2 separate regions of the Homo sapiens genome follow, and region 1 is linked to region 2. Evidence: read pairs that join two places in POLR2A ChIA-PET (ENCODE). Cell type or tissue: Caco-2. All regions are shown on one strand.

Evidence for each region. ChIA-PET counts read pairs that join two places held together with the same protein. Peaks named below come from ENCODE experiments on the same cell type or tissue, not always from the same donor. Only the 100,000 strongest peaks of a DNase experiment are listed, where the experiment ranks them.
Region 1: POLR2A ChIA-PET joins it to region 2 with 5 read pairs; 5 of 35 experiments call an interaction of 5 or more read pairs at or near these places.

The regions. Positions count from the first base shown.
Region 1 is chr1:62,602,940-62,610,939 of GRCh38, forward strand. All of the region lies in intron 14 of DOCK7 (dedicator of cytokinesis 7), which reads right to left. ANGPTL3 (angiopoietin like 3) reads left to right here. Exons shown (of 7, transcript NM_014495.4): 6 at 1,030-1,296; 7 at 1,694-3,374. The coding sequence ends at 1,878. Among named protein-coding and RNA genes, the nearest start is that of ANGPTL3, 9.4 kb to the left of the region's middle. In Caco-2, no CTCF peak of the experiment used is centred here; no DNase peak of the experiment used is centred here.
Region 2 is chr1:62,712,881-62,720,880 of GRCh38, forward strand. No RefSeq gene overlaps it. Among named protein-coding and RNA genes, the nearest start is that of DOCK7-DT, 28 kb to the left of the region's middle. In Caco-2, no CTCF peak of the experiment used is centred here; a DNase peak (open chromatin) is centred at 3,728.

The DNA.
Region 1 (8,000 bases), 110 kb before region 2:
CAGATGTTTAAAATCCAAAAAGCACATACAAAAATCCATGAATGATGTCTAAGTACTCACTTATAAAGTAGAAGACATTCATTATTATATCAAATTTTTAAATGCTCAGTACTATTTGACCATTTAAAAATTTTGTATTCAAACTACCAGTGAAAGCCCTACCTAGAAGGTATACTCAGTGATAAGTTTTGTAGCTCCAAATCTTCTAATAGTGAGTGTAACCCCAAAATAAAAGGCTGACAGGTAAGTCGAGAATACTCACTTAATTCTGGTAAGAAAGCAACCCATTTGTACTTGTATTTACCAGCAATCCTTAAAATGAAGCTTCCTACTAACTCAATAGCAATAAGACAATAGTGAATGTTTAATGAAAACAGTATTTTATAAATACTTTAATAAAAAGGATTGTGATGAAGAACAATCTATTTATATTTGTTATTTGTTTTTAATTCCAATAAAAATAATTTTTAAAATTACAGAAAAAAGTTATTAAGAACCATGCTTTTAAATTTAAAATGATTTTTTAAATTTATTCCTGTCTTTTTCTACAAAGAAAGCATACATTAAGCAAATACCAAAGGCCAGGTTTACATTTGAAGAAAGTGACATTATTATTACTCAAGTCTCTAGGAATACTTAACACATCTCTTGACTGTATATGGATGTTAATAAATAGCTGACAGTAAAGTTTATCCATATAAAGACTTGCAAATATTCCTCTACCAATGACGAGACTTTAAAATATCTATAATAATGTAACACATTTCACTGGTGAAACATGTCTTGTCATATGCATTATAGAAAGGATAATCAGACTTTCAGTTATATTAATATTTTTAACATTTTTGTGCACATAGCTATCTTCAATAAAATTGTTTTAAAAGGTATTATTTTAAGATACACTAAAATGATCAAGGGATTCAAGACTAAACAACTCAATTAGTTGCACCAATAAAAAACACTTAAAAAAACTGTCAGTGTCCAACCTGTACTTAATAACTCACAGATTTTTAAAACTTTTCTTTTCAGGAGAATTTTGGTTGGGCCTAGAGAAGATATACTCCATAGTGAAGCAATCTAATTATGTTTTACGAATTGAGTTGGAAGACTGGAAAGACAACAAACATTATATTGAATATTCTTTTTACTTGGGAAATCACGAAACCAACTATACGCTACATCTAGTTGCGATTACTGGCAATGTCCCCAATGCAATCCCGGAAAACAAAGATTTGGTGTTTTCTACTTGGGATCACAAAGCAAAAGGACACTTCAACTGTCCAGAGGGTTATTCAGGTATCTTTTTCTGATACCAATACTTTATTTTCATATCTTCAAAGTATCTTCCCACATTATTAGCTATTATCTGCAATGACAACTTTTAAAAATCCGAATCCCAAATAAGCGTTTTCTCTCTAGACGAAAACCTCTTAACTATAATGAAAGTGTTCATTCTAGTTCAATCAGGTATTTTACCTCTAATCTTCCTCAGATTTTCTATTTTTTGGTAGTGTATAGATTATTTATACAGATTATTTAAAATTGGGACTTATACAGATTATTTAAAACTGGGATACATGCATCTAAAACACTGTAATATTTATAAGAAAGGAAGATAAACTTACGGGGAAATACAGTAACAGTAACTACATACGAGTCTGTACCCATTAAATTGCATATCTATCTCCTTTAGGAGGCTGGTGGTGGCATGATGAGTGTGGAGAAAACAACCTAAATGGTAAATATAACAAACCAAGAGCAAAATCTAAGCCAGAGAGGAGAAGAGGATTATCTTGGAAGTCTCAAAATGGAAGGTTATACTCTATAAAATCAACCAAAATGTTGATCCATCCAACAGATTCAGAAAGCTTTGAATGAACTGAGGCAAATTTAAAAGGCAATAATTTAAACATTAACCTCATTCCAAGTTAATGTGGTCTAATAATCTGGTATTAAATCCTTAAGAGAAAGCTTGAGAAATAGATTTTTTTTATCTTAAAGTCACTGTCTATTTAAGATTAAACATACAATCACATAACCTTAAAGAATACCGTTTACATTTCTCAATCAAAATTCTTATAATACTATTTGTTTTAAATTTTGTGATGTGGGAATCAATTTTAGATGGTCACAATCTAGATTATAATCAATAGGTGAACTTATTAAATAACTTTTCTAAATAAAAAATTTAGAGACTTTTATTTTAAAAGGCATCATATGAGCTAATATCACAACTTTCCCAGTTTAAAAAACTAGTACTCTTGTTAAAACTCTAAACTTGACTAAATACAGAGGACTGGTAATTGTACAGTTCTTAAATGTTGTAGTATTAATTTCAAAACTAAAAATCGTCAGCACAGAGTATGTGTAAAAATCTGTAATACAAATTTTTAAACTGATGCTTCATTTTGCTACAAAATAATTTGGAGTAAATGTTTGATATGATTTATTTATGAAACCTAATGAAGCAGAATTAAATACTGTATTAAAATAAGTTCGCTGTCTTTAAACAAATGGAGATGACTACTAAGTCACATTGACTTTAACATGAGGTATCACTATACCTTATTTGTTAAAATATATACTGTATACATTTTATATATTTTAACACTTAATACTATGAAAACAAATAATTGTAAAGGAATCTTGTCAGATTACAGTAAGAATGAACATATTTGTGGCATCGAGTTAAAGTTTATATTTCCCCTAAATATGCTGTGATTCTAATACATTCGTGTAGGTTTTCAAGTAGAAATAAACCTCGTAACAAGTTACTGAACGTTTAAACAGCCTGACAAGCATGTATATATGTTTAAAATTCAATAAACAAAGACCCAGTCCCTAAATTATAGAAATTTAAATTATTCTTGCATGTTTATCGACATCACAACAGATCCCTAAATCCCTAAATCCCTAAAGATTAGATACAAATTTTTTACCACAGTATCACTTGTCAGAATTTATTTTTAAATATGATTTTTTAAAACTGCCAGTAAGAAATTTTAAATTAAACCCATTTGTTAAAGGATATAGTGCCCAAGTTATATGGTGACCTACCTTTGTCAATACTTAGCATTATGTATTTCAAATTATCCAATATACATGTCATATATATTTTTATATGTCACATATATAAAAGATATGTATGATCTATGTGAATCCTAAGTAAATATTTTGTTCCAGAAAAGTACAAAATAATAAAGGTAAAAATAATCTATAATTTTCAGGACCACAGACTAAGCTGTCGAAATTAACGCTGATTTTTTTAGGGCCAGAATACCAAAATGGCTCCTCTCTTCCCCCAAAATTGGACAATTTCAAATGCAAAATAATTCATTATTTAATATATGAGTTGCTTCCTCTATTTGGTTTCCTTAAAAAAAAAAAAAACTCTCATAGGACATGTTTCATTTTGTTCCTTTCAGGAGTAGTAAATTAGACGTTTTCCCCATATAAAGCTTTTTTCTACCAGAAAGATACTTCTGGTAGAAGAAGAGAAAGGAGCTCTTTATGGTTCACACGACTGTCTCCTGTCCTAACTACTTTGCTTAAAGTGCTCAAATTCCATCACTACTCACAGTTGTCTAATCTAAGTCTAATCCCCTTTGATCTCTCAGACTACCTTCCCTTTTATCTCTCTACTACTTAATAATAAGAATATCTTTTTTTCAAACTTGACCTTCATTTTGCTTTCACAATACTATACTCTCCATGGATTATCCCTTATCTGAATCCATCTTTATAACCCTATTCCTTTCTCATATTTAGTACTGTGGGCCAATGGACAACCTTCAATCATCTTTTCTACACTGACCCTCAGACATTCTATCTGCTCTCACGGACTCCTTTATTTACCATGAATAAAGTTCCAAAATCTACATATTCATCCCAAGTCTCTTTCCAGTTCCCCTTCTTACATTGCCTATTTGCCATTTCTCCCTTCAATACCCTATACTTCACTCAAATTCAACATACCAAAAATAAAAGGCCAGGCACGGTGGCTCACACCTGTAATCCCAGGACTTTGGGAGGCTGAGGCAGGTGGATCACCTGAGGTCAGGAGTCTGACCAGCCTGACCAATATGGTGAAACCCCGTCTCTACCTAAAATACAAAAATTAGCCAGGCGTGGTGGCATGTGCCTACAGTCCCAGCTACTCAAGAGGCTGAGACAGGAGAATCGCTTGAACCCAGGAGGCGGAGGTTGCAGTGAGCTGAGATCACACCAATGCACTGGGTGACAGAACAAGACTGACTCAAAAAAAAATAAATAACAAATTCCCCAGCCCCTTACTGCTACTGCTATCCCTTTCTACCCACCTTTCCCTCCTTTATACTCTTTCACACCATCTTCCTCACTTCTTTATATCCATTAATATGACCAGCATGTTCCCAGTCACAGAAGCCTGGAACCCGGAAGACATCTCTGGCTTTTCACTCAACTTTGTAAACTACCTCTTTTGTATCATAAGCCACCAAGTTCAATACAATCTTCTCTTGAAACGTCTCTTAATCTTATAAGCTTTCTTCCCCAAAGACTGTCTTTAACTTCAGTGCTAGATTATATAAGTAGTCTCTTCTTTCCTCCTAATTTTACGTCCCTCTCCCTGTCAATCTTCCGAAAAGGAATTTGTAATGGCTGCATACTGCCTGGACCTGTGTCTTTCAAGCTCATCTACTGAAGAAGTGTAACAGCAGAGGATAATGAAAACAAATCCTTTTATTGTCTGGAGTTACAGGATAAAATAACTTACTATATGCACAAATTTCTTTCAGAATCTTATTGGGATCTTAGCTTAAATCTTAGAATTTTACTTTAAAATTGCATATGAATTGTGTTTTATACTTTATAAATCTATCTTCATGCCTGCAGTGGCTCACACCTGTAATCCAAGTATTTTGGGAGGCCGGGGCGGGAGTACTGCTTGAACCCAGGAGTCCAAGATCAGCCTGTGCAACACGGCAAAACTCCACCTCTACAAAAAATACAAAAATTAGCTGGGTGTGGTGGCAGGTGCCTGTAATCCCAACTACTTGGGAGGCTGAGGCAGGAGAATCGCTGGAGCCTGGGAAGTCAAGCCTGCAGCGAACCATGATCCTAACACTGCATTCTAGCCTGGGCAACAGAGTGAGACTCTGTCTCAAAAAAAATCTTCATATAAAAATATTTATTTCCCCCCAAGTATTTAAAAAGTGATGTTCCTAGAAGATGTGTCATGTTTATCCTGTGAACTTGCACGTCCCATATAGTTGTGCCCTCACAAGAATGTATACTCCAATTAGAAGAGTATAGGCCTTTGGAACAAAATCCAAAATCCTTCCAGGTTTTCAAAAGTCTCTATCACCTGGCCCCAAATTACCTCTTCAGCCATTTTTTCCCACAACACAAACCTTCTGCTCTCATCAAAACGATCTACTTTTAAACATCTCCTCTATGCCTTCCTAATGTATTCCATTTGTCTAGAATGTCTCCCCACACATTTCTGATTGGCTAGATTGTGCCGTATTTTAAGGTGCAGATATCTCAATTCTTCCACAAATATTCTAGTAAATGGCAGCTTGTTCATCTGAAACCACACAGAATTACTGTCCATACACCTCAAATGGCACTTAGTGAGAAAATACACAGAATATGGCAAATCATAATAATAAAAATTCTGAAAAATAGTACTAAAAGCTCCAAAAGCATCAAAGATAGTCAGTTTACCTGATTTTAGTGAATTACTGAAAAATTTCTATATCAAGAGTTTATTTTGAACCAGTATGAATTTTACTGAAACCAAGTACACACATGTCTCATTATGAGGTAATCTAGTGTAGTATAATCTATTTCCATACACTCTGTCATCCTGGAATCAGCATATTTTCATGCTTGTATCTTTACTTCCTAATAGCATAACTCATGGAAGTCAACTAACTCATTCATTAATTTTAGAAATGGTATTCATTAAACAACACTTATTGAGCATCTACTATTTGTCTCCTTTAAAAAACATATTCCAAATTTGTACTCATATATACTCTACCTTCTGCTGTAGGATAATCAAATTTCCTTGTGATTTTTTTCCCCATCACTAACAGCCATAAACTCTGCACTTATGTATGTACTACTGAGTGATTATCAAACACAGCAGTTTTAAAAATGAAAAGAAAGTGACCCAACAATTGGCCCTTTTATCAAAGTCCAAAGTATTATCATGGCAAATCAACTAGGGTAAAATTACTTAACTGGTGCACAGTTCAAGGTCATGAAAGTAGCACTAACAATCCTCTATTATAACCCTTAATAAAATGAGGTTTTAATGACATTTTAGGAAATATAAAATAAACTTAAGAATTCTATCTAAAATACAAAGGCTGTTTTTCCTAAATTCATGTTTAGTCCTAAGAACAGTCATACATCTAATAAAATGACTGGGTATATAATTTGAAAGAGCAATAAATTACTACCTTGAAGATGTAAGGTTGTAGCTATTTATCTTAAAATACACAGTCAAACCTCAGTTTCCACACCCAATAGATGGGAATAATAATCCTGTCAAATCTATTAATACTTCATGGGATTGTAATCATCAAGCCAGATAATGTATTTGAATAGCTTTATGAACTATAAAGTTCTAAACAAATGTATATACTTTTTAAAAACAGGTTCTTCCGTGTCATTTTTCACATTCCTTTAAGTAAATAATCTCTACAAACGCTTCCTAACTGAACATATTATAATTCTCAGGACAGAAGAACAAAACTGCCCTTCTCAGAGTTTGCATCTGTTTCTGGAACTTTACTCCTTCCCTTCACAATCTAAGATAACACTCCATCACCTTCAGATGCAAGCCCCTAACTAAAAACTTCTGGGTGGCTATGTTAAAATGTTAGGAAATAGAGCTCTTGACTCAGAATTCTTTTTTTTTTCGAGATGGAGTCTCGCTCTGTCACCCAGGCTGGAGTGCAGTGGCACTGCACAGTGAGCTGAGTGATCTCAGCTCTCTGCAACCTCCGCCTCCTGGGTTCAAGTGATTCTCCTGCCTCAGACTCCTGAGTAGCTAGGATTACAGGTATGTGCCACCATGCCTGGCTAATTTTTGTATTTTTAGTAGAGACGGAGTTTCATCATGTTGGTCAGGCTGGTCCCGAACTCCTGACCTCGTGATCCGCCTTCCTCGGCCTCCCAAAGTGCTAAGATTACAGGCGTGAGCCCCCGCGCCCAGCCGACTCAGTTTTTATAGTTAAAATAAACTAGGACCAATTCGATAGAATAAAACTCAGAGTGGTATAACAAGGACAAAACCAAAATAGCAGAGTATGTGGCAGTAGCTTGAGACATCTATGAACTCTAAAAATAAAAACAAAAACCAATACTTTCTGAAGCAGAGAACCATACACTTGAATAGAAAAAAAAATGCTCCTGAATTTTCAGTAACGTTCAGCTGAAATTTATACTTCCTTAAATTATGAATGTAGTAAACCAACCACAGCAGTATTACCAGTATATAAGATTTTGTCATTAATAGAAACATACATTTACTATTATTATTATTATTATTATACTTTAAGTTCTGGGATACATGCGCAGAACGTGCAGTTTTGTTACATAGGTATACACGTGGTATGGTGGTTTGCTGCACCCATCAACCCGTCATCTACATTAGGTATTTCTCCTAATGCTATCCCTCCCCTAGCCCCACCCCGACAGGTCCCAGTGTGTGATGTTCCTTTCCCTGTGTCCATGTGTTCTCATTGTTTAGCTCCCACTTATGAGTGAGAACATGTGGTGTTTGGTTTTCTGTTCCTGTGTTAGTTTGCTGAGAATGATGGTTTCCAGCTTCATCCATGTCCCTACAAAGGACATGAACTCATCCTTTTTTATGGCTGCATAGTATTCCATGGTGTATATGTGCCACATTTTCTTCATCCAGTCTATCATTGATGGGCATTTGGGTTGGTTCCAAGTCTTTGTTATTGTGAATAGTGCTGCAATAAACATGTGTGCATGTGTCTTTA
Region 2 (8,000 bases):
GTATGCATCCTAGGCAAGCACCCATGAAGCCTCCTTCAGAAATAGTGTCATTTCAGATTGTATCTAATGTTCCTGGAGTTAAGTTGCTACTGGGTTGCAGAATCTTTCCAGGGAGAATTGACTGGGAAGTGACTCAGTCAGAGTCTACCAGAAGGTATAAAAGAAAACTGGTGATTAACAAGGTGTGGGCTTGGCCAGGCACGGTGGCTCATGCCTTCAATCGCAGCATTTTGGGAGGCCAAGGCAAGTGGATAGCTTGAGCTCAGGAGTTTGAGACCAGCCTGAGCAACAAGGCAAAACCCTCTCTCTACAAAAAGTACAAAAATTAGCCAGGTGTGGTGTCACATGCCTGTAGTCCCAGCTACTGGGGAAGCTGAGGTGGGAGGATTGCTTGAGCCAGAGAGGCCGAGGCTGCAGTGAGCCAAGATCGTGCCACTAGACTCCAGCCTGGGTGACAGAATGAGACCCCGTCTCAAAACAAACAAACAAAAGATGCGGGCTTTTCTCGAGACAATGCCCCCTCCCAGAAAAATCTCAACTTTTATTTAGAGAATAGGTTTAGCCTTCCACCTTCTCTTTCTTCTTGCACCCATATCCATCCTCTCTGAGAGGTCTTCCATTTAAAGTCTCCCTTGATGTATATTTAACCACATTTCATTGGCTCTTTCCTTTTTGTTTTGGTTGGGGGTTGGAGAGGAGTTCCATAAGGAATTGATGTGATTTTTCTCCTGGCCATTTCTCTAAGAATAACCCTTTCTGAATGAGGTATGTTAATCAATTCAGAGTTGGTCATCTTATTCCTTTGTATGATAGAAGAGTAGATTTTAAAATATAAGCAATGAGTATGCCTTGCTTTGGGGTATCTGGCACTGATTACCTTCTTACAGCATCACAGTTACTCTCTTTGGAAACCCTTTCTTCAATCTCAATCCATGTCATGGAACTTATCCTACTCTTAACTCTAGGAATTATTCGTGAAATCTGACAAATTAGAGTGTCACATCCCCCGGTCACAGTTATTGATAATTGGCTCAAGGAGAGTCACAGGATCCAGTACAGGCCAATGAATATCAAGAGCAACAGTTTCTCTGGAACTTTTAGGAACAATGCTCTTTTACTGTATTTGTTAAACTGATGGGGTATAAGGTGTGCTATCTTGCCTCTCAGTGGCTAAAGCCAACAGAGACAAAAGCAGAGTGAAACAATAGTGAGAAATATCATCCAGATGCCTTGTTATAGCCTGCACTGTCTGGTATAGTAGCCACTAGGCACATGTGGCTATTGAGTACTTGAGAGGTGGCTAGTCTAAATTGAGATGTGCTGTAAGCATAAAATTACACTGGGTTTCAAAGATTTAGTATGAATAAAAGAATGTAAAATTTATCATTAATAATTTTTTATATTGATTACATGTTGGAATATTTTGGATATATTGGGCTAAATAAAACATAGTAAAATTAATTTTATCTACTTTTTTCTTTTTTGTATGCCAAATAAAATATTTAAAATTATGCATGTGTTTCACATTTGTGGCTTGCATTGTATTTATATTGAATAGCATTGGTTTGAGCACTTAGATCCAGCCATGCCTAAAGTTATATAACTCCGAACTAATAAAGGCCAGTAAATACACATTTTTGCTTATGCTATTTCTTTATATCAGGAGTTGAATTTTTTATACTGTCCACTAAAAGAGTTCTAATTAATATATTAGCTAAGGCCAGGTGCAGTGCCTCACGCGTGTAATCCCAGCACTTTGGGAGGCCGAGACAGGCAGATCACGTGAGGTCAGGAGTTCAAGACCAGCCAGGCCAAAGATACAAAAATTAGCTGGGCATGGTGGCAGGCACCTGTAATCCCAGCTACTCAGGAGGCTGAAGCAGGAGAATCGCTTGAACCCGGGAGGTTGCAGTGAGCCAAGATCGCCCCATTGCACTCCAGCCTGGGTGCCAAGAGCAAAACTCCGTCTCAAAAAAAAAAAAAGAAAAAAAGAAAACATATAATATGTAATATATATATATTAGGTAAAATAATTAGTTCAGCAAATACGTCATCCCAAACCTATTTTTCCCCTAGGCAGAAATTGGAGAAGATGCAAAAAAAAAAAAAAAAACAGTCTGAAAACCTTATTCCTTTGGAGCCAATAAGAGCATTCTGATTAGGCAATATTGCTTAAGAGTAGGGGGAAGAATCACTTCATTTTATTATGCCAGTGTCAGAAACCTAACTGAATCCAGTTATTAAAGTATCCCTAGTTGTCTGCATTGACCAAATAGATATATAATATTAACATAATATTAATACATGTTTTCAGTCATTTCTTTGATGACTTGCATTATGGGTGAGCATTTCAGTCCAAAAGAATTTCCCCTCTGGCTTGGGCTGGTTCCTAAAATGAAACTTCATAATAGAATGTTGAAGCATGGAGTTCTTATAATCTACAAACTGCTTGTTAGTGCCTTGCAAAAACATACAGTTTCCACTTGTCAGCACAAAAGAATTGTTTTCGTCTTCAATCTTTTTTTTTTTTTCTTGAGACAGAGTCTCACTCTGTCGCCCAGGCTGGAGTGCAGTGGCGTGATCTTGGCTCACTGCAAACCTCCACTTCCCAGGTTCAAGTGATTCTCCTGCCTCAGCCTCCCGAGTATCTGGGATTACAAGTGCACACCACCACACCTGGCTAATTTTTTGTATTTTTAGTAGAGATGAGGTTTCACCATGTTGGCCAGGCTGGTCTCAAACTCCTGACCTCAGGTGATCCACCCACCTTGGCCTCCCAAAGTGCTGGTATTACAGGCGTGAGCCACCAGGTCTGGCCGGAAAATCTTATTACTAACAAAGTTTTCCTCCAGGATAATCAAAGGGATAATAAACTCAAAATAATTTTTCATTTTAGTTATCTTTAATATCTCTCCTGAATTCCAAAGAAATTATTGAGTGTCCAAATTTAAAGACATGCAATGTTTTGTATGAAATGTGCATTTTTTAGTTAATTGGTAATTTTTTTTTAAGTTTAGAGTTATCACTTCAAAAAGATAAGTTTTCCTGAAGGCAGAAACACCTTTCTAACTAATGCTTGATACCCCAAATCACTACTACTCCTACTACCACTGCTGCCAGTTACTATTTATTAAATGCCAGGAATTGTGTTTGGTAGTTTACATATGATACCTTGCATCTTTGAAACAATACTAGACATATTGTCTCCAGGATACTGAAGAAGAAATGAGGTTCTTTGAGGCAAGGTGGCTTAACCGAGATCACACAGCCAGGATTCAAAATCCAGGTCTGATGTCAGAGCTTGGGCTCTTTCCACTGAGTTTTATGTTTTTCTTTACTCAGTTGTGGGGCAATCTTCACCTAATTTGAGGAACCAGTAACTAGCCCCTTTTCCTCACCTGACTTCTGAATAAATGGGAAAAAAAGATACAGGAGTAAGGCAGTCAGAGCCAAAAGAAATCAACTTGATTAGGGGTAAAGGTTAAGTTGGAGGGCTAAATTGTCTGAGCAAGTGGGCTTTGTAATACTGAGTCCAGAATTATTCAGACGTACCTACCCAGTTGCAGGCAGTGCTGGATCTAGGCAGGCCCCCCTTCTCACCCCAAGCACTGGCAGTGCCTGTCCCTACAGGAACAGAAAAAAAAAACCCACGCTTCCTCTCTTCAGCTATTTCCCAAGAGGAAGAAGCTAAACTGCTCATGCCCAGTTTCTTTTTTTCAAACTCACTGATGGCCCCAGGGTGGAATGAGTGCAGTGTTGTCAGAAGATCAGGAGCACTGTACTGATATATACACTAATGGGCTCCTGTCAAATGGAAGAAACATCAGGAACAGGAAAGATAACACTAATAGCATACTCACAGGTTAAATACATCTATTTGTCTACATAGAAAGTCTCGATTGATGGATTTATAGCTCTTTCTAATATTCTTGATAAAAATTTATTTTTTCCATTGCCTTATAAAGTTTAAGAAATTACCCTGACTATACTCAGAGTTTTAATGGTGTCATCATTTTATCATTACAAAGCAATTATACTAAGCACCTACCTGTATGTAACCTTGTATGGATACTTTAATCTGTCATTGTACCACTGCTATGATTTCAAGAGAGGACATTTATTTTAATAGATTATGAAACATGAGAGTATAGGTGAGCTCAATGCTAATGAAAGCTCCCAAAGGCCTTTATCTATCTTATTCAACACTGCTCCCAAGATTAGTGCCTGGCACATAAAGGGTCTCAATAAAGATTTGTTGGCTAAATTAATAAATATATTAATAAAATTAATAAAGTTCTTCAAATTCTACATTTATTCTGGTGCTCCATATTTTTTTCTTTTCTTTTCTTTTTTTTTTTTTTTTGAGACGGAGTCTTGCCCTGTCACCCAGGCTGGAGTACACTGGCACAATCTCGGCTCACTGCAACCTCCACCTCCTGGGTTCAAGCAATTCTCCCTGCCTCAGCCTCCTAAGTAGCTGGGATTACAGGCGCGTGCCACCATGCCCAGCTAATTTTCGATTTTTTTTTTTTTTTTTTTTAGTAGAGACAGGGTTTCGCCATGTTGGCCAGGCTGGTCTTGAACCCCTGACCTCAGGTGATCTGCCCGCCTTGGCCTCCCAAAGTGCTGGGACTACAGGCGTGAGCCACCGCGCCTGGCCCCTGGTGCTCCATATCTAAGTTAGTGTTTACAAGAGGGTCTTAACTATTTTCAAAGGAATATGTTTTGGAAGACTTTTCCAATGGGAAAAGTACTGTATGGATGCCTTAAAGGGAAAAGCCAAGGATAGAAGAGGCAGCATGCTCCTCCTTTTCCAAATGGATATTTGCGTATATTCTCCTTGCCTTAGAATTTTCTTCTCTCCACACAGTTTCCCCCTCCTTCTTTCCTTTCTTTTTCCCCTCCCCTTCCCTCCCCTCCCCTCCCCTACCCTACCTTACTCTACCCTTCCCTTTCCTTCTCGTTCTTCCTCACCAAGAAAGGGTTAGATGTTACACAAGAAAAGAAACCAATTTAGAGAGCCCCATCTACATTAGAGGAGTTTAGGGTTCTCTGGACTGGGGAGCTAGAGTGCGTTAGAGAAGACTGAAGTCCCCAGTTTTTGAAACTAGTCATGGTATATCTCAGCATACGGCTTGCTCACGAAAAGATAAGCAATCTTTTAAGTCCTCAGTGGCTCCTACAAGAAACACAGGGAAAATTACAAAATAGGCAAAATTTGGTGACTCGTTTACCATCATATCTGCTGCTTTCCTTCTGCTCCTCCAAGGATTCACAATTGTTACTGCTATTCCCCTGTCCAAAGTCACCCATCTTTATTCCATCTTATCTTTCCCAAAGCACCACACCAAGGTACTTACTCCCTTCTTCCAATGTATTTCCATGTTAGTCAACATATTAGATAGAAAATGCAGGCCGAGTGTGGTGGCTCACGCCTGTAATCCCAGCACTTTAGGAGGTCAAGGCAGGTGGATCACCTGAGGTCAGGAGTTCGAGAGCAGCCTGGCCAACATGGTGAAACCCCATCTCTACTAAAATACAAAAATTAACCAGGTATGGTGGCACATGCCTGTAATCCCAGCTATTCAGGAAGCTGAGGCAGGAGAATCACTTTAAGCCAGGATGCAGAGGTTGTAGTGAGTGAGACCCAGGAAGGAAGGAAGGTAGGAAGGAAGGAAGGAAGGGAGGGAGGGAGGAAGGGAGGGAGGAAAGGGAGGGAGGGAAAAGAAAAGAGAAAGGAAGGAAAGAGAGAGGGAGAGAGGGAAGGAAGGAAGGGAAGGGAAGGAAGGAAATGCAGGAACATGTTCTAGCTAGCTTAAGCAGAAAAGGAATTTATTTATTCATTATTTATTTATTGAGACAGAGTCTCATTCTGTCACCCAGGTTGGAGTGCAGTGGCGTGATCTCGGCTCACTGCAACCTCTGCCTCCTGGGTTTGAATGATTCTCCCTCCTCAGCCTCCCGAGTAGCTGGGATTATAGGCACCCACCATCACACCCGGCTAATTTTTGTATTTTTAGTAGAAATGGGGTTTCACCATGTTTGCCAGGTTGGTCTTGAACTCCTGACCTCAAGCGATCTGCCCACCTCAGCCTCCCAAAGTGCTGGGATTACAGGCGTGAGCCACTGCATCTGGCCAGGAATTTATTAAACACCATTAAATAATTCACAGAATTTCCTGGGAGGTGTAAAAACCAGGGTTGTAAGAGGCCAAATTACGTCACAGAACACCGGGAAACCATTACTGCCTCCACTACTGACATTAATGTGAGATACGAACACTTCTAATAGAACCTCTGGTACTGTTCCCTGGGAATCTAGATGCACTTTCTAGTTCCACCTGCTTCTTCATCTCTCTAGCCTTCACTTCAAAGCCTGGTGCAAATGTATATGATTAGAGGAGCCTAACTGCAAGGGAGACTGAGAAAGTGAAATTTGGCTTCTATTCAGTAGAGAAATCATCAAATATAACAAGAATATTCAAAGGTGCTGGGCAGCCAAAAAGAATAACAAAGATGTACTACTCTACCCCAGTTAGCCTCTCAACTCCTACTGATCTGAGCCAGGTTTTCAGCAGATTGAAGTAATTCACTCCGAATTGTGGATGACTGATGGTTTCTCTCTTTTTTTTTGAGACGGAGTCTCACTCTGTCGCCCAGGCTGGAGTGCAGTGGCGCGATCTTGGCTCACTGCAACCTCCACCTCCTGGGTTCACGCCATTCTCCTGCCTCAGCCTCCCGAGTAGAAGGGATTACAAGTGCTCATTTTTTTGTATTTTTAGTAGAGACGGGGTTTCACCATGTTAGCCAGGATAGTCTCGATCTCCTGACCTCGTGATCCGCCTGCCTCGGCCTCCCAAAATGCTGGGATTACAGGCGTGAGCCACCACGCCTGGCCAAGGATGACTGATGGTTTCAACTCCACATGAACATCGATGCTTTAAAAGAGTAGCTTATTAACCCAAATAAACTCCCAGTTGTTAAAATATTTATATGGTGGAAAATACTTTTAAAATAAGGGAACATATAGTGTTTCTTTTATTTCTTCTTAAAAATGGGACCAGGTGCTGTGGCTCACGGCTGTGATCCCAGCACTTTGGGAGGCTGAAGTGGGAGGATCACTTGAGCTAGCCAGTTCTAGACCAGCCTGGGCAACATAGTGAGACCTCATCTCTACAAAAAAATCAAGAAAATTAGCTGGGCGTGATGGCACACATCTGTAGTCCCAGTAACTGAGGAGGCAGAGGCTGGAGGATCACTTGAGCCCAGGAGGTCAAGGCTGCAAGTGAGCTGAGATTGCGGCTGCACTCCAGCCTGGGTGACACAGTGAGACCCTGTCTCAAAAAAGTTTCTTTTTTTTTTTTTTTTGAGACGGAGTCTCATTCTGTCGCCCAGGCTGGAGTGCAATGGCGCCATCTTGGCTCACTGGAACCTCTGCCTCCAGGGTTCAAGCAATTCTCCTGCCTCAGCCTCCTGAGTAGCTGGGATTACAGGTGACACCACCAAGCTAATTTTTGTATTTTTAGTAGAGACGGGGTTTCACCATGTTGGTCAGGCTGATCTCTAACTCCTGACCTCGTGATCCACCCACCTTGGCCTCCCAAAGTGCTGGGATTATAGGCATGAGCCACCTAGCCCGGCCAACATTTCTTTAAAAAAAAAAAAAACAACTTTACTGAACTTTGATTAACATACAAAAAACTGCACATAATGTATACAACTGGATAAATCATTAATTCTTTATTAAATACACATTTTATTGAGCTTATAATGTGCCATACAGTAGATTCGGTATTGAGGAAACCTGGTCCATACCCTAAAAATTCAATAACCTCATAAGGGACAGAGAAAAGTTAATATATATAAAGCAACATAATAAATGCAGAAAACAGTGATATCTGTGTGGGCGTGTGTGTGTGTATACACAATTCATAAAGGGTCTTTTATATTATGCTTAAGAATGTGGACTCCTTGGTAGCTTATATTTGCATACTATCCACG